4 separate regions of the Mus musculus genome follow, and all the other regions are linked to region 2. The links are chromatin loops, found by intact Hi-C in ENCODE. Cell type or tissue: heart. All regions are shown on one strand. Region 1 overlaps Gm30679. Region 2 has its middle 68 kb from the start of Smox. Region 3 holds the start of Gm30732. Region 4 overlaps Smox (spermine oxidase).

What was found. A loop is a pair of places that touch in the nucleus more often than their neighbours do. Peaks named below come from ENCODE experiments on the same cell type or tissue, not always from the same donor. Only the 100,000 strongest peaks of a DNase experiment are listed, where the experiment ranks them.
Region 1: a loop joins it to region 2, with 2.2 times the contacts of the local background. A loop is called at or near these places in 19 of 42 quality-filtered maps.
Region 3: it touches region 2 in a loop (7-fold over the local background); 24 of 42 quality-filtered maps call a loop at or near these places.
Region 4: a loop joins it to region 2, with 8 times the contacts of the local background. A loop is called at or near these places in 29 of 42 quality-filtered maps.

What each region holds. Positions count from the first base shown.
Region 1 is chr2:131,486,390-131,491,389 of GRCm38, forward strand. All of the region lies in intron 1 of Gm30679, which reads right to left. Among named protein-coding and RNA genes, the nearest start is that of Smox, 3.0 kb to the right of the region's middle. In heart, a CTCF peak has its summit at 2,647; no DNase peak of the experiment used is centred here; H3K4me3 peaks cover 50 bases; H3K27ac peaks cover 44 bases.
Region 2 is chr2:131,421,198-131,426,197 of GRCm38, forward strand. No RefSeq gene overlaps it. Among named protein-coding and RNA genes, the nearest start is that of Smox, 68 kb to the right of the region's middle. In heart, CTCF peaks have their summits at 1,795 and 2,155 (motif pointing left); a DNase peak (open chromatin) is centred at 1,844; H3K4me3 peaks cover 867 bases; H3K27ac peaks cover 460 bases.
Region 3 is chr2:131,524,857-131,529,856 of GRCm38, forward strand. Smox (spermine oxidase) reads left to right here. Exons shown (of 7, transcript NM_145533.2): 7 at 1-327. The coding sequence ends at 24. It overlaps Gm30732, which reads left to right and starts at 1,132. Exons shown (of 2, transcript XM_017319385.2): 1 at 1,132-4,261. The coding sequence starts at 3,612. In heart, a CTCF peak has its summit at 2,416 (motif pointing left); no DNase peak of the experiment used is centred here.
Region 4 is chr2:131,507,310-131,512,309 of GRCm38, forward strand. It overlaps Smox (spermine oxidase), which reads left to right. Exons shown (of 7, transcript NM_145533.2): 2 at 4,675-4,908. The coding sequence starts at 4,701. Among named protein-coding and RNA genes, the nearest start is that of Gm30732, 16 kb to the right of the region's middle. In heart, a CTCF peak has its summit at 2,929; DNase peaks (open chromatin) are centred at 1,322, 2,762 and 2,922; H3K4me3 peaks cover 766 bases; H3K27ac peaks cover 2,582 bases.

The sequences.
Region 1 (5,000 bases), 65 kb after region 2:
CTAGGGTTGGTTATAAAGTTCCTGGTCTTAATTTAAACCTACCTGCCTCAGGAATCTGTTCCTGAAGATAAGAGCGAGGTATCCCTTGGGAACTTTTCTTTCTTGTCAATTACTGCAAAGATGGCTGCCAAGGCTTCCTGCTACTTCTCTGTCCATACTTGTTACATGACAGCCTGTGTTTTCCCAAAAAAGGTATGTTGGAATCCTATTCTCCAGTACTTCCAAGACTGACAGTATTTAGCATAATTAAAAAAAGATTAATCCCTAGAAATTATATATATATATATATACATACATATATATATATGTATGTATATATATATACACACACATGCACATACACACACACACATATATTTGGAAATATATGTACTCTGGAAATATATATACATATACACATACACACACACACACACACATGTTTTTGAGTCAGGGTCTCTCTACATAGCCCTGGCTATGGTGGACATCTCTATGTAAACCACACTGTCCTTGAACTCACAGAGATCCACCTGTCTTTGCCTTCCTCCTGAGTGCTGGGATTAAAGGTATGCACCACTATGCCCTATTCTTTACGGACATAATCAAAGTGAAATGAAGTTATTATGGCCATTGTAGATGATAGCTAAGACCAAGGAGATGGATCTGGAAGTCATGGGAAGACAGTGGTTACCTGCACCTTCTAGAAGCCAGAAGAGAAGTGTGGGCTGGGTGCCCCCATTCTCAAAGGAACCAGTCTTGCTGATGCCCTGATTCTGGACCTTTACCTGCCACAGCTCTGAGACAGTGAGCTTTGTTATGTAAACCATCAAATCTGTGCTAATTAGTAATTGTGGTCCTAGAAAGCGCTCAATTCTACTGCAAGTGCTTGCCTTTGGTTCTTTCTATCTTTTATTTTATTTTTGAGATTATAATATAATTACATAATTTTTTCCCCTTCTTTCCTCCCTCCATTACCTTTCTTTTGGAGTCCTAGATGGCTTTCTGGCTTTTGGCATAGAGTGCGGTAGAAATGATTACTTGGCAGACCTGGGCCTATGTCTTAAGATGCTTGGCAGCTTCTGTTTCATCCAGTGAGAAACCAGGTTGCCATGTTATAAGGAAGTGTAGGCTATTCTGCTGGACATGTTCTATGTGGCTGCAGCCAGCTTTCCATTTACTGTGCCTAATCGATACCATATGGCAGCCGATCTGCCCAGCTGGGTCTAGTTGACCCAAAGAATTGTTAGAAATAAGAGTTTTTCTTAAGCCACTGGGTTTTGGAGGACTTACGTGGTCATAAACTTCTGAAAGAGCATTTCCATGTCTTGTGGCAAGCGCTCCAGTACCTCTCCCACTATTGTCCCTAAAGCCACCATTTCTACCTTGCTGTTCTTTGTCTGAATAGATGCTGGGTTTTCTGGCTCTTGATTAGTTCCTTTTACATAAAAACATCCAGTAATTTATCTCATTGGCAGTGTCTGCATTATGTGATCATCTTAGCTGCAAAGGAGCCTGGGAAAAAGCAGTTCTGGCTTTGAAGCAGGGATGTGGAGAAGGATTTGTGGCGTGGGAAGTTACTCAAACACAGACAGATATTCTAAAATGTCTGGCACCTCATGCGACAGTCATCCAGTTGGAGTCCTTTTGTTTTACCCAGATAGAAATCACAGGTAATTGCTTCCCCTTGTGATCTTTGGCAGCTTTTGGATCCCCTCCTGTTACTGCTCTTGCCAGCCCACTGCACTGGGGATCTTTTTGCAAGTATTGGGATGCCTATTTTTGATGGTCAACTTGACTACCTACGGAATTAATTAAAAGCAAAATAAAATAGAATAAGAGGAGGGCACCTATGTAGTAGTAGGGGTTGGTTCTGATGCTTTGGTCAGGAATCTGCATGTGAATTCTGAAGATCCTGTTCCCCAATTGGTTTTTAATTGATCAATAAAGATGCTGGTGGCTAATGGCTGGGCAGAAGAGGTGGGACTTCTAGGTTCTTGATAGTAGGTTAGGAGACACGGGTGGGGAAAGGGAATTTGCCATGCTTTGGAGGGAGAGATCTCAGGTGGAGTGGCCATTGGTCCCTTCCCCAGGCAGGAGATTAGAAACGCAGCTAAGCTGAGGGCAGTTGTAGGGTTGTCGAGCCAGGAGAAGGTAACTGGGCAACTCAGCCAAGGGCAGATTTAGAGTGTTGAGCCAGGAGTAAAGGAAAAGGCATACTAGCTGCGGGAGGCTTAGGAGAGCCCAGCCTTGGAGCCACAAGGCTGGTTAAAAATGAGCTCTCTCTCTCTCTCTCTCTCTCTCTCTCTCTCTCTCTCTCTCTCTCTCTTTCTCTGTGTGTGTGTGTGTGTTAACTACTGCTCCATCACTGCCTCCTACTGTGCCTACTGCTTCTCTCAGCGCCATTAAAAGTAGACAAAACCACTTGAGAGATGCCTCTTACAGAGTTTAATGCTGCAAAGCCAGTGGAGGGAGCACAGGAGGGCATCTCTCAGATGATGCACCAAGAACCAAATCCGTCTCTAGCTAGAAAAAGAGCATTTGAACCAACAACAGAATGTCTCATGCATAAATGATGCTTCGTGTCTTCACCAATGGTAGCACACCTAACATAATACAAATGGGTATTTTTGTCTACAGGTCTAGTATAGGCCATGACAGTGCCTCTGCCAGGCCACTAGGGGAAGTGTGTTCCCTCTGTCCTGGGTGGAGATGGTTATAGGATCATCTGAGTTCATTTGGGTGACTGATAGCAAAAAGTCTGTTACAAATGGAAACAATCTTGCCTGAGTTTGTGCCTTCAGGAGACAGAAAAACCAGGGCATTCTTTTTGTCTATGCAGTGTTCCAAACAGCTCAACTGACCTAAGGGTAGTCTAGTTGGATGCTTGACTGGCAGCCTTTTGCTCAAAGCAATGAAGCCAGAGAGACAGAATCCAATAATTGCTAATTAGGGAGCAAGATCTCCCCACTCCCCAACATCTTTCTGACAAGGGCATAAATATCAGTAGTACTTTTAACCAGAACTTTAAAACATCATTAATAGTAATAGTGATTCCCCCCCCCCCCCCACAAGGTTTTTTTGTGTAGTCCATGATGTCCTGGAACTTGCTCTGCAGTTTGAGGCTGGCCTCAAACTCAGAGATCTGCCTACCTCTGGAGTGCTGGGATTAGAAGCATGTGTCAACAAGTCCAGCTAGTAATAGCAACTTTAAAAACAGTTTTAACAATGCTTAACACCCAAAGTGCGCCAGGAATAGGTGGATCTTTCTTATCTGCCTCAATTGGAACACAAGTATCTTTAATGGCTTTTGGAGGGGAACTTAGTACAAGCTTGGCACACACAGCTCTGGGGCCGTTCACCTTCTGGTAGTAAACAGGGCCCTGTAATTATTCTTCTTCCCTCCCTATCCATATGGCTTAGAATAGATGGCCTGGCTCCAGGCTACACCTCAGTGACTGCCTCGGGATGACATATGAACCAGTCAGAGCCAACTATTTGACTGAAAGAAATGAGGATGAGGTCTGTGGGGATGGGGCTCAGAGCTGCTGAAAACAGGTTTTCATTGTGAAGAGCAGGTTTGAATTTTTATTTATTTATTTGGGCCATTGCATACCCGAGTCAGTTATACTGCTGGGCTTTTCTGTTATATGAGTAACTAAATTAAGCTGCTTGTTTGCACGCAAACCATTTGAATAGTTTTCTAAACAGTCAGATCAGATTAATATTTTTGTGTAATACCACCCTTTGGAGCAGGTATTACTTATTGAGGAGGAGGGAACGGAAACAAGAAGACACTAAGTAACTTGCCTAAGACCAAGTAACTACACAGAGGCTTTTTAGCCCTTAAAGTCACCCATAGCCATTCCACTCTTTGGTGGAGGGTGACAGAGCCACAGAGGAGAGTATGGTGTGTACCTGAGTTTAACCCCAGGAGTGCGTGGTGTTTTAAAGAGGGGTGGGAAGAGGGACTTCGAGTTTGGTGAAGGACTAGAGCCTTTCTGACAAGAAGAAACTTCACCAGAAATTCATTTGTCCCCTACCCAAATTGGCTCCTAGGTGGTTGGTTCCCTTTGGCTGGGACCATCAGAGCCACTTTTGCAGGGCTACCTCTTTCCAGGCCATATATATATATATATATATATATATATATATATGAATTATATATATAATTCAGTTTTGGGGATTGGCCCCAGAGCCTTGTCTATGTTGAGAAGTGTGTTCTGCTGTTGAGCCACATCTCTACTTCTTGCTTCTTTGAGGCAGGCTTTCACTGTGTGGCTCAGCCTGGCCTTGAAGTTGGTATGTAGCCAAGGCTAGCCTTGAACTCTGTACCCCCCCCCCCCCCACATGGCCTTCTGAGGCTGGGATCACGAGCATGTGATCCACATCCAGGATCTCTCCGGGCTGAACCTACAGCGACCTGTGCTCAGCATTGCCTGGTTCCAGGTTGAAATCAGGGGAGGGCCCCCTCCAGAGACACAGTTCGGAGTAGAGGCTCTGCGGCCACCAGGGGCTTGTATTCCCTCGGACCAAGTGTTGACCTGGTGTAGTACCAGCAAAACATACGAAAAAACAGATTAGGAGGTGCAGAGATGAATAAAAAATAATTTTCTTACTTTTGTGTGTGTGTGTGGAGGGGGAGAGTTGGGGGTGGTTCAAGACAGGATTTCTCTGTTTGACTCTGGCTGTCCTACACTTACTCTGTGGTTCAGACTGGCTTTGAACTCAGAGATCCACCTGCTTCTAGAGGGATTCCGCAGTGGTCCTAAACCTGTGGGTTACTATCCCTTAGGGTTCCAACGACCTTTCATAGGGGTCGCATGTCAGATATTTATTTATGTTTCAATTCATAACAGTAGCAACATTACAGTTACGAAGTAGCAATGAAATAATTTTATGGTTGGGGGGTCACTACAACACGAGGAACTGTGTGTCAGCATTAGGAAGCTGGAGAACCACCAGATTAAAGGCATGTGCCACTATTGCCCGCTAAAAAATAATTGATACCAATTAATTTTTTT
Region 2 (5,000 bases):
AAAAAACCACATTGAGTTCCTATGTAAGTTCAGGAAGAGCTGCCTGGGGGTCAGCTCTGACTTAAGATATTTTAGACATAACAGTTCATATTGACCATTAATTTGTTGGGTCCTACCCTGTCCAACACACACACACACACACACACACACACACACACACACTCCAATATCTCCTACATCACCAAGTCAATTTGGTTTCACCTGAAAGAACACTCTCCACACTGCTAGCGCCTTGTCCCACGTGCTCCATTGGGTCTGTCAACAGCAAAGCCTGGCTGGCGGAGATTTTAGCTGGAAGGACATTCCTGTTGTAACAGTGTTCTTTAAGTTAATGCAAATCAAAGCCAATGAGATTTCATCTTACCTCAGAATGGCTATTACCAAGAAAACAAAGGACCACAAACGCTGGGAATGATGGGAGTTGGGGAAGTGATTCTTATATGTAGTTGGTGGGTCTGCAGATTAGACCCCATATATAGAAATTAGAAGTTCCTCAAAACAAAACAGACTGGACTATTTATATGATCCAGTTCTACCATTTCTGGGTGTGTACCCAAAAGACTCAAACTCAGTTTGCCATATAGACACCTGCACACTAGTGCTTGTGAGATATTATTCACAATACAAGGTTATGGCATCAACCTGGGAAATGTGGTGTATATACACTGTGAATTCTACTCAGCAATAAAGAAGAACAAGACAACACCAGTGAGGTGGCTCAGCAGGTAAGAGCCCTTGCCAGGGAAGCCTGTCAGATGGAGTCTATGCCTGGATGGCATGGTGGAAGGACAGAAGACATCAAAGTTGTCTTCTGACTTCCTCATCACATCTCTCTCTCTCTCTCTCTCTCTCTCTCTCTCACACACACACACACACACAGAGTAATAATAATACAAAAAAGGACAAAAATAATTTCAAGAAAATGGATGGAACTTGTTCTTCATATTATGTGAAAACCAGACTCAGAAAGATACATGGCATGCTTACTCTCTAACAGGAGACTCAGCAGGGGGAAGGAAGGAAGAAAGAGGTGGGACCATCAAGGGCGTGAGTGAAGGGAGGGGACATGGTAAGAAAGGGTAACAAGAGCCTATCTTCAAAGTGCCTTATGTGCGTGTGTAAAAAAAAGTCACATAAAGTCTATTGCTTTGTACAATTACTATCCATTAGTTTAAAAAAGGAGGAATCACAATCCCTTTTTGGTCGAAGTGATAAGATGGTGAGAATGTGTCCTTTGCATTTTCGCAAAACTGTAAAAAGAAAGTCTAGGTCTCTGGGGGAAAAGAAATCAGTCAATAATCAAAGCAAGGCAGTGTCAAAACACTTGTGATGTCAGCTTCCAGGAAGCTGAGGCAAGAGGTCTGTGAGTTCTAGGCTACATAGCAAGCCTGGGCTATTGGGATACACTGTTGGGATACCTTTGTGTGTTTCTGGATTCTATTAATTCTGCAGAGGCAGAGAGCTAAATACTAGCTGCAGCTTGGTGTTATTACTTCTATGGCCCCTCACCGGTCTTATATTTTGTAAGTAGTTGTTATTCCTCACTGGCCTAAGGCAATCTAGAATTGTATCTGCTTGGCTGTAATAAAAATCTGACGGCTAATAACTGGGCAGGAAGTGGAGGGTGGGTCTTCTGGGCAGAGAGAGGGACGCTGGGAGAAGAAATGAGACTCAGGAGATTCTCCAGCAAACTTGGAGGTGGACTTTTGTCAGGCGAGATTAGCATCTGAGCAGACCCTATAATCACAAACGTTCTCAATAGGTCCACTAGGAGTCAGTAGAGACTTCCTCTCCGGTTACTCTCACTTGGGTTCCCAGATGTGGGCGGGGTTGGAGGACTAAGGTGACTGAGGAGAAAGGGGGCCCTGGAATATATCAAAGGGTACCCTCATCTTTGCAAGCAAGAGTTTGTCGGCCCAAGGAACCAAAAAGAACGTGGAATGGAGAGAGTGAAGGGAGAAGCAACCGGGTGAGGCTGGAGGAGCAGGAAGGCAGCAGACAGTGGAGGACTGGAGGGGCGGGGCTCGGACCTTAAGCGCAATGCCGGCACTCTCGGGGTGTTCAGGGTCACAGTCAAATGCTGTGGTCAAAGATTTCTAATTGTAAGGTGCAGCTTGGAAGCAGAAAGTTCACATTTGGGAGCCGGAGTGAGCATAATCAGAAAGGAGGCTCTACTGCCTCCTAGTGGACATTTTGAGATCATTGGTGATTTTGCATTTTTTTTATCTTGCTATGAAATAATAGGGGGAGCCCTATTATTTCATAGCAGAGACTAGTTTTGATGACCTGTGTTCTTTTTGTTTATTTTTTCATTTACCACAATTTTAAGTTATATTGTTCATATGTTTCTTCTATATCTCCCTGCAATATGTTCTCTCTTCATATAGTTCTGTCTGAAGTGGCTTCCAAAAAAAGTTCTTGAGTTAAATGCCTGGCTCTAAAAGCACAAAACCTTTGGGAGACTGGACCTAGGTGAAGGAAACTAGGTCACCGGGGACATGACCTCATAGGGGGTTATTAAGACTCAGACTTGCTATTTCCTGGATGCCATGTAAGGAGCAGGCCTCCTTTATGACGCTCTCCTGCTGTGATACAAGGATCTGACTCACCCACCCCAACAGAGTTAAGCAACCCTGAACTGAAATTGCTGAAGTCACGCAACAAACCAACCAAAAAACCGCTTTCTTCCTTCCGCGTGATTTATTCCAGGTATTGGTTATTGAAACAGAGAACTGACTGACAAACTTGCTAAAGGCAATATTCATAGTTGTAAACCCTGACGTATAAAGAGTTATTCTTCTAAACGGTATGCGTCAGTTAGGAGAATGGTTAGCTGCAGGCAACAAAAACATCTGATGGGAAATGTAAATGAGGAAAATACCTAAAAAAAAAAAAAAAAAAAAACCAAAAAAACCAAAAAACCAAAAAAACCAAAAACCAAAAAAACATCTGATGAGATGGCATTGAAAAACGTAAGTTTTTTTTTTTTCTCTTTTTGCTACCTGAAGAAATCCAGCTGTTAAAAATTGCCAGCCTGGTGTGGTTTTACGGTGGCAGTGGCATCAGGCACCCAGGCTGTCTCTATTTCTGCTTCATTATCCTGCCATGTTGATGTTGTCCCCACATGTGTTATCTCATGGCTGTAGCATCACTAGTCCAGATCCAGGCATCATGTCCAAGGGAGAACTGGAGGAATGAACAAGGGTGGTGCCAATCTCGTCTTCTATAGAAGAAAGAAGTATCCCAGGAGCGGCTGCACACATTGCTCCTGTGCCACTGCACACATTGACCTGTGCCTCGTCCAGAATTGTGTCCGAGGTTTTGGCTTCAAAGGAAGTTGGGAAAAAGTCCTTGTTTAAAGAAAACAATAAACATGAGTTGGTTTACTTTTTATTTTATGTGTATGAGTGTGTATTTTGCCAGTACTAAGTAAGTACACTGAATATGTGCCTGATGCTCTTAGAAGCCAGGAGGGAGCACTGGAGTTATAAGCTGCCTTGTGGATGAGAATGTGAAGACCTGAACCTGGGTCTTCTTCCAGAGCAGCTGCTGTGACTAGCTTAACTACAGAAGCCCCTCCCCAAACAGGGAAATTAGGTCTGCTCAGGAGTCAAAAGTTTTGGCCTCTGGAGAGGTTGGGGCTAAAAGATTAGAGGCTCATCATGTGCTAGGAATCTGGGAGAGAGGGTGCCGTTACCAGAGATATGAAAACCATACAGACCACCATACAGAGGGCTGCTAGGGTCCTGTCCATCACGGACTTCGTGAGAACCCCGATGTTGGTACATCACTGATGCTGAAGGTGCGATCTGACAGATTTGAGTCTGTGAGTCCTGGGGGACTGCGAATCACCAACATTTTTATATTAGTAATGACACAGGCCTCATAGGCTATAGACAAATAGACAATGACGTGCTATTGCTGGAATATCAAGAGCCATCCTGTCTTGACTACAGCTGTCTTCATCATATTTAACATTGAGTTTAGGAGTGAGATCCCTCGGGCAAAAAGGAATCAGTAGTTAGATACTTTGGATGTAACAAATCTCTCTCTCTCTCTCTCTCTCTCTCTCTCTCTCTCTCTCACACACACACACAATTTTAAGGAGGAATTCAGTGGTGGAAAATTAAAAGGAAAATAGAACGATATAATCATTGAATATATGGCATCTCAGCAGTGGAAAAAAGAATTCAGGAACTAAAACTCAAATTTAACTTTCCACCCACAGGTTGGAGTGAAGATACAGGTGGACTTACAAATGGGGGTTGTCTTTGTATTCAGGAGGAAGACATTCTTTTCTGTTTATTTTCTTAAAGACAACATTTATATTAAATGGTTCTCAAATTTAAATGCCCTTGTGTCTTAGTTTGAGTCTCAGGTGCTGTAGTTACACACTGACCAGAAGCACCTGTGGAGGCTGAAGGATTTTTTTGGGCTCACGTATCCCGATGGTAGTCAGCACACTGAGAAAAGTCACGGCAGGAACTCAGGACAGGAGCAGAGGCTGAAACCACAGAGGACCACCAAGTACTGGCTTGCTCAGTCTGCTATCTTCTATCAATATGAACCTGGTGGCAGCACCTTTCACAGTAATCTGGGCCCTGCCACATCAAGCATTAAGAAAACTCTGGGCAGTGGTGGTCAGCACTCAGGAGGCCACCCTGGTCTACAGAGTGAGCTCCAGGACAGCTAGGGCTATGCAGAGAAGTCCTGCCAAAAAAAAAAAAGAAAGAAAGAAAAAAGAAAGAAAGAAAGAAAGAAAGAAAGAAAGAAAGAAAGAAAGGGGGAGGGGGAGGGGGAGGGGGAGGGGGAGGGGGAGGGGGAGGGGGGGGGAAATCCAACAGACTTCTCTGAAGGCCAGTTGATGAAGGCAATGAAGGCAATTCCTCAATTAAGATTTTCCTTTCCAGATACGTCCAGGTTTGTGTCAAATTGTTAGAAACCAACCAACTCTGCTTGTCTCTAAGATGTTCTTGAGGATATGAAGGCTCAGAACGGAG
Region 3 (5,000 bases), 100 kb after region 2:
GACCTCTTCCAGCAGGGGCCCTGAAAGGTGTCCTCACTGCCAAATGTGTTCCTTGAAGAACCACTAACTCGTGACTGCTGGTCCTCGTCCCTTGCCCCCGTGCTCTTAATTTCCTAATTGTCTGTAGAATGGAATTTTACCTTCTGTAGTGGACACCGGGCTGACGTCAGACCTGGCCCGAGAGCTTTTCTTTTTCTCCAGGCTGGGTAATGACCAGGTGGGGTTCTGCTTCCTGCTTTTTTCCTCTCTCATGTTATTGCAAGTGCCTTCAATACTTTGCATTTTGGGATAATAAAAGAAGTGACCCTTCCCACGCTCCTTTGCTTCTCTCCTCAGTTCAAAGGCTCTCTGTGTGTTTGCTCCCATCTCTGACTGGGGCTTGGTGTAAGGAGTTATGGCTGTTAGGTTTATTGAGGAGACATCCCTTTACCCCTCTGTTTGTGCCTGCTGAGTGAGATTCCCCTGGAAGACTTCTCCCTGCCCAGTGCACACTTCCTTAGGATAAGCCTGGTTCTACCTATTTGCCTTTCTTGGAGCTTGGTTGAATGGTAGGCAGGCTGCGTGGAATGAAGGTGAATTCTATGGAAGGATACCCCCAAATTGTGGCTCCATACCAGGGCTTGATGAACTTACTGCTGGCCACAGGGTCTACTATAAGAGAACCTAAACAGTATACAGTGGGTCACCTTTGGTCACCACCAGCTGCCTTCTCTCTAACCCAGGTTCCTTGGTGGGAAGCCGCCTCTACTTTCTGTGAACTGCTTAGGAGGTTCTGACTTCCAGTGTCCCTGCTTTCTCCATCAACTGCAGTAGGAGGGGCAAAAGCAGCCACAAGATATCAAGTAGGAGGGAAGCAGTTACCAGGTGCCAGAGTTGTAAAGAACCCCATGGGAATAAGGAGCTTCAAAATGTTTGTTTGGTGACAGCATATTGGGGGGCGTTAGGTGTGTGTGGGGGGGCAGAGGAGAACATTCAGCACCAGTACCCGCCATACGCTGGCAATATCAATCATAAATGATGGATACATTGTTTCCTTTCGTTAAATTAAACTTTTATGTATGTGGGTAGCCTGCCTGTCTGTGAGTTCCTGGTACCCACAGACCAGAAGAGGGGGAGGGATCCCTAGAACTGAGCTACAGATGTTTGTGAGCTCTCATGTGGGTTCTGGGAATTAAACCCAAGTCCTTTGGAAGAACAACCAGTGCTTTTAATCTCCAGGCCATCTCTACGGTTTGTGCATAGTTTCTTAGTACAGTAGATGCCAGCCCTGGTTGGAAAGAATGGTTTCTCTCTCTCTCCAGGTGAGTAAAGATTTAAAGTTAGTGTGCTTGTCTCACAGGTAGGCAGCAAAGTCTGCCCTGTGCCATAGCCTAGGCCATCTATTGTGTTATACTGGAGAAGATGAGGCTGGGATACCAAATCAGAAGCCATTGCTCTAGAGAGGGGGCCATAGGCACAGCTGTACCCGAAGTCTGTATGGCAGATCCTACCAGTACTGGCTGTGCGCCTGTCAGCATTTCGCTCTTGGGTCCCACCCAAGAGAAAGACAAGACCACTGAAACCGTGACTTCACAGTTGCTAGAAATTGCTGGAAATAGCCTATGTGTACCCCAACAGAAGAAAGAATAAAGTAACACATGTGTGTGAATATATAGAGTATTGCACAGTAGTAAAATAATTGACTTATTTGCAACACAGACTAGTCTCAACAATATGGAACGAAAGAATACAGGCACCAGCAAGGCTCAGGATTGGGCGCCTTGTTTTCATTTAAAAGTTCAAGAACCTGCAAAACTACAGTATCAGCAGTGAGAGGGGAGGTAGTTCCTGGGAGCTGCTACATTTATATGTGGGTAAGAATGCATCCGGTCATGCACTGAGTTTCTGTACTTTACATGTGCCTCAGTTTAAACAAGCTGTATTTGAAGGTTTCTTTCTTGGCCCTCCCAAACCCAAATCCGGTCATGTTGTCCAGCTCAGAGAGAGCTGACAGCATCTTGAGAGCAGATGAAGGGAGGAAGGACTTACATTCGGCATCAGTTGCTTTTCCACCACTGTGCTAAAACACCATGATCAAAGCAACTTGTAGAAGGAACTGTTTAATGGGCTCACACTTACAGAGGGATACGAGTGGTCGGTCGATGGTGGCGTGCAATCGGCAAGTGGCAGGCGTGGCAGCTGGAACAGAAGCTGAAGAAGGCTCACATCTTAAACTGCAAGCTGGAAGCAGAGTGAACTGGGAACTGTGCATAGTTTTGGAACTTAAAAGCCCAGGTTGGGGGGCTAGAGAGATGGCCCAGTAGTTGAGAGCACGGGCTTCTCTTTCAGAGGACCTCAGTTCAATTTCCCCAGCACCTGTATGGTGGCTCATGACCATCTGTGACAACTCCAGTTCTTGGGGATGTAGTGCCCTCCTCTGGCCTCTGCATGCACTACATGCACATAGTATGTAAAACACCTGTACACAAAAACCTCAAAGTTTGACCCCAGTGACAAACGTCCCTCAGCAAGGCCACACTGCTTAAGCCTCCCCAGATAGCGCTCCAACTGGGGACTAAATGTTTGAGACTATAGGTGCTGTTTCTTGTTCAAACTGTCACAGAGCCCACTGGTGGCTTGTTGATGCAGACTGAGGTGGTTCTTGTATTTGGTCTTTGTGTCTGCGGCTGTGTGAGAGAAGTGAGGGGTTCAGGAGAGGAAAGCAAATTCTTAAAAGGACTTAGGAGGGGCTGCCCTGGGCCACACAGCTTAGGGGACATGCTGTCTCATGAGGGGAGGGAACAACTGAAGACGCCAAGGGACTCTTGGGAGATGCAGATGAAGACGGGGCAGGGGCAGCTCTGGAGAGAGAGCTGACATGGTCCTCAAAGCTGATCTGTGGTGGATGGACAAGGAAGACAAAAGGCCTTCAGAAGGAAACACTACTTCTAACAGGAATGTGGGGTGTTTCCCACATGCTGAGTTTCTGAAAGCAGATGTGGCTGGCATCTGGGCCCTTTCTGTGTGTGACACTTCTGTCAACTGCCCTTATACCTCCATTACTCCCCTCACACCCCCATTACTGCCCCCACACCCCCATTACTGCCCCCACACCCCCATTACAGCCATATCATTTCCATTGTGCAGAAGTTCACTTGCAGAGAAGTTATTTCCTGCAGTCTGTAATGTCCCAGAGTCTGTACACTTAGTCGCATGGTGTCTTGTGTCATAGGGACTGAGGACTCCAGGTTGAGGTTTTCAGCTGTGGCTTTGTGGAAGCCTGCAGTGATCTGGATCCCTCCCATAAGGCCCTGCCTCTTAGAGGTTCCATCGTGTCTCCACAGTGCCGCAGACCAGGTCCTTACATGTTGGCCTCTGAGGAACACAGTTTAGCTACATACTGTGGCAGTAACTGTGCAGTTTGCTTGGGCTAGTTGGGATGGGAAGAAGGGAAGTTCCTAGGTGTGGTATAAGCAAGCTAGCTGCTTGTCTAATTAATGGTCTTTTCAACTTAATGGCAGAGTGGCAGAAGGCCGGGTTTTCTCTGGGTCAGCCTGTTTATTGAGCCCATCTCTCATTTGTATTGGGCAACAGGCAGGCAGTGTCCTGCTAAGGGTAACCATGATAACCCCATGCTTGTATATTTAATAGTAGGCAAAAGGGTTGGCCACTGCCCCTTTCCATCCCCTAAAGCAGAGCTAGTGGCTAGAGGGACATTACTGTGTCCCTTTAGTCTAGTGTTGCTAATAATAAAGAACACCCCAAACCTGCTCTCATGGGATGCGAACGAGCTATTAGGCAGTTTATTTTACAGATTCAGTGCACATGTGATTTGGGCCTGTTGGATTTGGGGTTCACTCCACTTCACCCTCTACTTCTTTTTGTCTTATGTCTACCATTACTCCTACCCCAAAATGTGGGGCCATGTGGGATTACACAGCCATCTGTATACCCCAGCCCAAGGCCGTGTCCCTGGCATTGGGATCTTGGCTTTGCGTATCATTTCACTTGGTCTCTCTATTGTTTCTTGTTCTCCTAAAACTAGTCAGCATAATTCTGTCATGAGCCAAGCCATACCAGCAGGCTCGTCTGGAGGAGAAGGGCTGTGCCCACTGACCAGGATAAAGCAGAGGAGCACACCACACAGACCATACAGTGCCGCCTACGCCATCTTTCCACAGACAAAGCAGGGCTTTCCCTCCCACCGCTCACAGTCCAGTCCAACTTCATCTTCTTCGTCTGAGCATGTGGCACCACCATTCTTTGGCTTCAGAACACTCAGGTCACTATCCACTCCCTATCATCTGCTTTCCCATAGGCGAGTCTCATCGACTCCTCTTACGCATTCTGAATCGCATCCTTTGAGATACCCCACTGTACCTGCATCTCTGCCTTGAGTGGCGGAGGCAGCCTCCCAGGTGGTGTTCCTCTATAACCTCCTCCACAGGGCCAATGCAGCCTCCTTGGTTTCCAGGGACAGCCCTCACACTGGAGAAGCAAGGCGTTGCTCTCAGTCATCCTGTGAGAAGTTCTAAGGTCCCCCTGCTTCCTCTCTGTCTTCCCCTAGGACCTGGCTGCTCTTTTTTGTCAGGGTTCTAATCAGATACTTTTCTGGGCATACTGTCCTTTTCCACAGTTACCCCGTCTACCCCATTCTGTGCCCCCTTTCTTCACGGCCTTTCTTTCCTCCCCTTTGCTACTTGGTGTTTATGCAGATGCCTGTCCTTCCATCTCATGACTATGGAAGTTCCCTGTTCACTGCTACGTATCCGGTGCATCCAAAATAGTACCCAGTGTAGAGACAGGTTAATGGAAAAGGTTTACAGAATGGTAAGGGAAGGAAGACACCATGCAAGGGTGTGAGCCTGGAGACGCGCCCTTAGTGTTGGTGGCAGCCCTCTTGGGTCTCCCTTTAGGTTCCTGACACTCCTCTCCTGCCCACAACTCTATTTTTCTTTGCTGTCTTCTGCCTCATAGACACATAAAATCTAAGTAAGTCACTTCTCACCCATACAGACAGC
Region 4 (5,000 bases), 86 kb after region 2:
GATGGGAAGACTGTTTTGTGCCTTTGAAAGGTGTGGGAGATTGTTGCTGGTGGTATATCTGCAGCAGTTATCGCAGTTGGGGACATAGTGACCTGTGGATGGACGGCAGATCATCCCAGTTGATGAGGAAGGGGTGTCTACACTGGCTGGGGCTGCTGAACTGCACGGTAGTGTCTCTTAGGCTGTGGCCATGCTCACTTGCTGGAGAAGTACCAGTCTAGCCTGGAATCCAGCCTTGCTCAGTGACCGGGAAGTTGCGGCCTCAGTTCTGAGACACAAGACAGTAACGGATCCCCAGTGAGATACCCATGTCCTGGGAACCAGTAGGTAGTTGTTGTACTTAAGAGCCAGTATGTGGGGCCTACAGTCCACAGCTGCAAATGACAGCACAGCTCTTAAGTCCCAGTGAGGACTGTGTGGTCAGAACCCAGAGGCAGCTTCTTTGATGCATGGTAAGGGAAATGAATGCTTGCCTTTGGTCATTAGGTGGTCTGGAAAAGCCCAAGGCTTTGGTGGGGCTTGGGCTTTATGTTGTGTGTGGTGGGGAGTATCTTGTGAGAAGGGACATCTGCAAAGCCAGAGGATAAAGAGCATTCCTATGTTTGTTGTAGAGTAGAGGCTCAACAAATTGCTGAGTTGACCTGTGGTCATATTAAATGAGGTCCAGCCATAGTTATCTTTTAGAGAAGTGGTTCTCAGTCTATGGGTCGCAACCCCTTTGGGGTCGAATGACCCTTTCATAGGGGTCACTTAAGACCATCAGAAAACACAAATATTTACATTATGATTCATAACAGTAGCAAAGTTACAGTTATGAAGTAGCAAAGAAATACTTTTATGGTGGTGGTGGTGTGGGGTCACTACAACCCGAGGAACTGTATTGAAGTGTCATAGCATTAGGACGGTTGAGAAGCACTGGTCCAGAGGGTGGTGAATGAGCCTGGGTTCAGGTGAGATTCAGAGAGTGGGAGCTGGAGGGTCTGTCTCTGAGGACATTGGGGGTAGAGGCGACATTGTTGGGTTGGCCTAGTGGATAAAGGGGATCTTCTCCAAAGGACACCCACAACTTTGACCCTGGGGCTGTGGATGGGGTGAGAGCAGTGTGCTACCTCAGCTGAGTTCTGGCATTTCTGGGAGGGGCTCAACAGCAACAGGTGTGGAGGAGGGGTTGACACCGGGAAGCTGAGGCCTGTGCTGGGAAAGTGCTGTCAGGAAGCAGTGGGTAATTTGTAGACAGGTACTCATGCTCTGGCTGACCCGATTTCTTGAAGCTTTGGGGCTTGGCCTGCTTGGGGACATGGATGCTGGGCAGGAAGCCCTAGATACCCCCCTTCCTGCCCCAGTTTACCATGGAGGCCAGAGCAAGAAGGCAAGTGTCTATTGTTCTGAGCTGCCTCAGCTCCCCTCCTCCCCCCTCACTGCCTGGCTGAGCCAGCACTTTTTCTTCATTCCTTTATCTGTGGACTAGTACAGGGCGTTCTGTTTCTCCTGTGCATACAGATCAAGGCAAAAAGGGGACAGGCATGCACCAAGGACCATTTAAATTCTTCCTCAATAAGACAGTTTCCCTCCCTCCCTCCCTCCCTCTATAACCCCCACCCCTTAGGAAAAAAAAAAACAAGTGGGGAAAGTGATTAAAACTAACAGCAAAGGTTGATTGAGCCTGGCATAGCAGGCTCTCTGGATATGTCTTCTCTGATTTTTCAGTTGGGCCTCATGGTGCATGGACACAGTGTGGTAAGATTGCCATGGTAGACATCCTCTGCCGTCTGTGGCTCTCTGTGGCCTCTGGCTTCTTGTGGGCAACAGGGGTGGATGGAGCTGGTTTGGGACAAGACTCATGGAAGACCAGTACTGTAGAGTTAGCTGGGAAGGTCAGTGGGTTAGGACCCTCGCAGGTCCTGTGCTGTTTGCATCTGATACCCTTGTCCAGGGTCTCTGAGATTTGGTGTTGGGAATGGAGGGGTCTTTCTGCAGTCATCTATAAGATGGCTTGTGGTCCTTTTCAGAATCCTGTCATTTCTACAGTTCCTGCATGTGTCAGGTCCTTAAATGCTGATAGTCTTATAATAACCTTATTTGACTGTCAACAGCAGTGTATAGTCATGCCTAGGGGAAGAAAGGTCAGGAGGTCTCTTCTGGCTTTTAGAAGGTAGCGTCAGGGATCCTGTGATAAGCAAGACCCCCCACCCCCACCCCAGGTTTTGCTTTTCTTTTTTTAGGTAATGTCTTTCAATGTATCCCAGGTTAGCTTGAACCTCATGATCTTCCTGCTTTAGCCTTCCCAGTACTGGAATTACAGGCATATTTGGCCGCAGTCAGTGTGAGAACTCCAGTTCAATCCCTTTTACACCTGCTTTACATAGTAGCATTTCAAGACCTGGCTCCACTTTTAAGCTTTACAAACACTGCCACCTTCCCACCCCTTTATTGCAAAAGTGAGGCTGTTGGAGTGTCTCTGGGGCCAGGGTGCTATCAAGGGGATTCCCCACTTTTCCAGCGTATGGGCTGGGGCACGCAGCGGTGTCAGGTCTCACCTGTTGCATGGGCACCCTGGCGTCATTACAGCTGACGCAGGCCCTCCACAGCACTCTGTGTGTTTGCTAGCTTCTCACAGCGTTGGCGGTGGCTGGCAGACTTCCGGTGGCATCACCACTGACCCTGCCAGCGCGTGCAATCCGCCACATCCTCACCTCTAAATTTAGTGCACAGGAACCTAGGCAGAGGAGAAGGGAGGGAGAGACTTCAGAAGCCCGGCTTGGCATGTTCCCTAGAGGGTGGGGGCCTAAAAGAAGGGGGAGAGGGTAGTGGAGGAGGAGGGGGAGGAGGAGGCAGGAAAGGCTGGCGCCCACCTTTTAGTGGCCTCTCGAGCAAAGCCTGGATTGCCCGGGAGGGATTCTGGGTCTCTAGCGCCATCTGCTTGTAGTTTAGGAAGCATGTTCTAGCTTGACTTGGCTAGTTGAGTCTGGGAGTGGAGTAGGAGGCTCGCTAGAGGAAGCACATCTGTCTAGGCCCATACATCACATGGAATAAGTTGGGGGAGAAGCAGCCTCTTAGCCTGAGCATATTTAGGAAAAAAAGCACCTACTTCGCTAAACCTGCAAGTGTTAGAGGACACTGTACTGGGGAAAATGGAAACCTTGGAAGGAAGTGGACATGTCTTGGCATGCTGTGTAACCTCCATTCCGATCCAGGTAGATCTGCTCCCTCCACTGCAGCAAGCTCCCCTTACTATTCTCATTCATGTCCCCTTTCCCTTAATCTCTGTCCTCAACAGATTGTTTGCCTTTCCCTGAACTTCGTGTGAATAGAGCCACACAGTATGTGCAGCTCGGAGTCTGGCCTCTGGCTCAGTCACGTTCATAGGTGCATCTGTGCTGCTGTTGGAGCACAGCTGCTTGTTTCTGTAGTTGCTGAGTTTTGCATGGCATGAGAGTACTACACGGTTTGAGCATCTGTTCTCATTGGTGGGCTTTTGGGTTGTTTCCAGATTTGGTTAGTGTGATAAAGCTATAAATGTCTTTGACATGTCTATTTGGAGGGATGTGCCTGATTTTTAAAAGTGGATTGCTGTGTGGAGGCTGGGAAAGGCCACACTTGCTTCATGGGTGTGGGTGACGGGTTTTTATTTGCTTCTTGGCTTGTGAACTAGCAGCTTCTGTCCATCTTTATTTCCTCATTCGATCTTGGTACTATTAAATTCTGCGGCATCTGTGACTCAAACCTTAGTTGAGACAACTGATCTTTTACGTTGCTGAGTCAGGGAATGAAAGGGATAGGACAGGAGCTGAATTTCAAAGTATTCTGGCCATTCTTAGACTAGAGGAGCAGTGTATTCCAGCCCTGGGCCACCTTCTCGCCCTACATTACCAGCTGCCCAAGCCTGGCGTCTCTAAGCAAGCTGGCAGCGTATAACTGTCAATTTGATGTCTGGTCTCTGGTGCCACGGGTCATCACTATCCAGTGTTTCCTGGGTTCATTGCTGTTTTGTGGTGACTGGGGGCCTGGGTGGATGGAGAAAGGACCTACCCAGAATAGCAAGGCTTGTTGGATACTAGCTCTTTCTGGAGGAACGGGGAGGTGAAGACTCTGTCCTTCCCACCACATTGCCACCTCACTGATACTCAGAAAGCCAGCCGAAAGGCAAGGAGAGAGGAGAAAGACGGAAGGGGGCAGAAGTGCCAGGTGAGAGCCAGGGACAGAGCCCAGTGCTGTGTGTACAAGTGTTCTGGGCTGCTGTGAACATTCTGGAGCCTGTGCAAGTAACTCTGGTATGTGTGAATATCCTGATGGCTGTGTAAGCAGCCTGGGGTTGGCACAGAGGGCAGCTATGCAGGGTTGAGCAAGGCATTAGGGTAAGTCTCCTGACTTTGGCCTGTTTGGTCATCTCTTCTCAGGTCACCTCTTGTCCATACTTTAGACCTTGGGTGAGGAACAGGCAAAGCCTAAGAGGTTTGGGGGTAGAATTGATGGATCCCACCTCTTACCTGTTAGTGGGCCCTAAAACACACGCTCCCTCCCTGGCTCTCATATCTCGCTGCCCCTTCCCATCTCCCTTTCTGCATTTAGAGGATGTTTCTTCTTGATCTTCTTGATCTTTAAGGAATGGGGGCAGCTTGCAGTGATTCCCTTGGGTCAGGTGAGCTGACCCCCAGCCCCCATCTCTCCTCACAGGCTCCTAGAAGGTGAGCACGGACGGCATGCAAAGTTGTGAATCCAGTGGCGACAGTGCGGATGACCCTCTCAGTCGTGGCCTACGGAGAAGGGGACAGCCTCGTGTGGTGGTGATCGGTGCTGGCTTGGCTGGCCTGGCTGCAGCTAGAGCCCTTCTGGAGCAGGGCTTCACGGATGTCACTGTGCTTGAGGCTTCCAGCCACATTGGGGGCCGTGTGCAGAGTGTGAGGCTTGGTAAGCATCACTCGGGCCCAGCTACCTCTCTAGGCCACCTTTTGTTCCTCTGGTCCTGCCTCAAGTCTTACTAATGTAACCTTTCCTTGGGA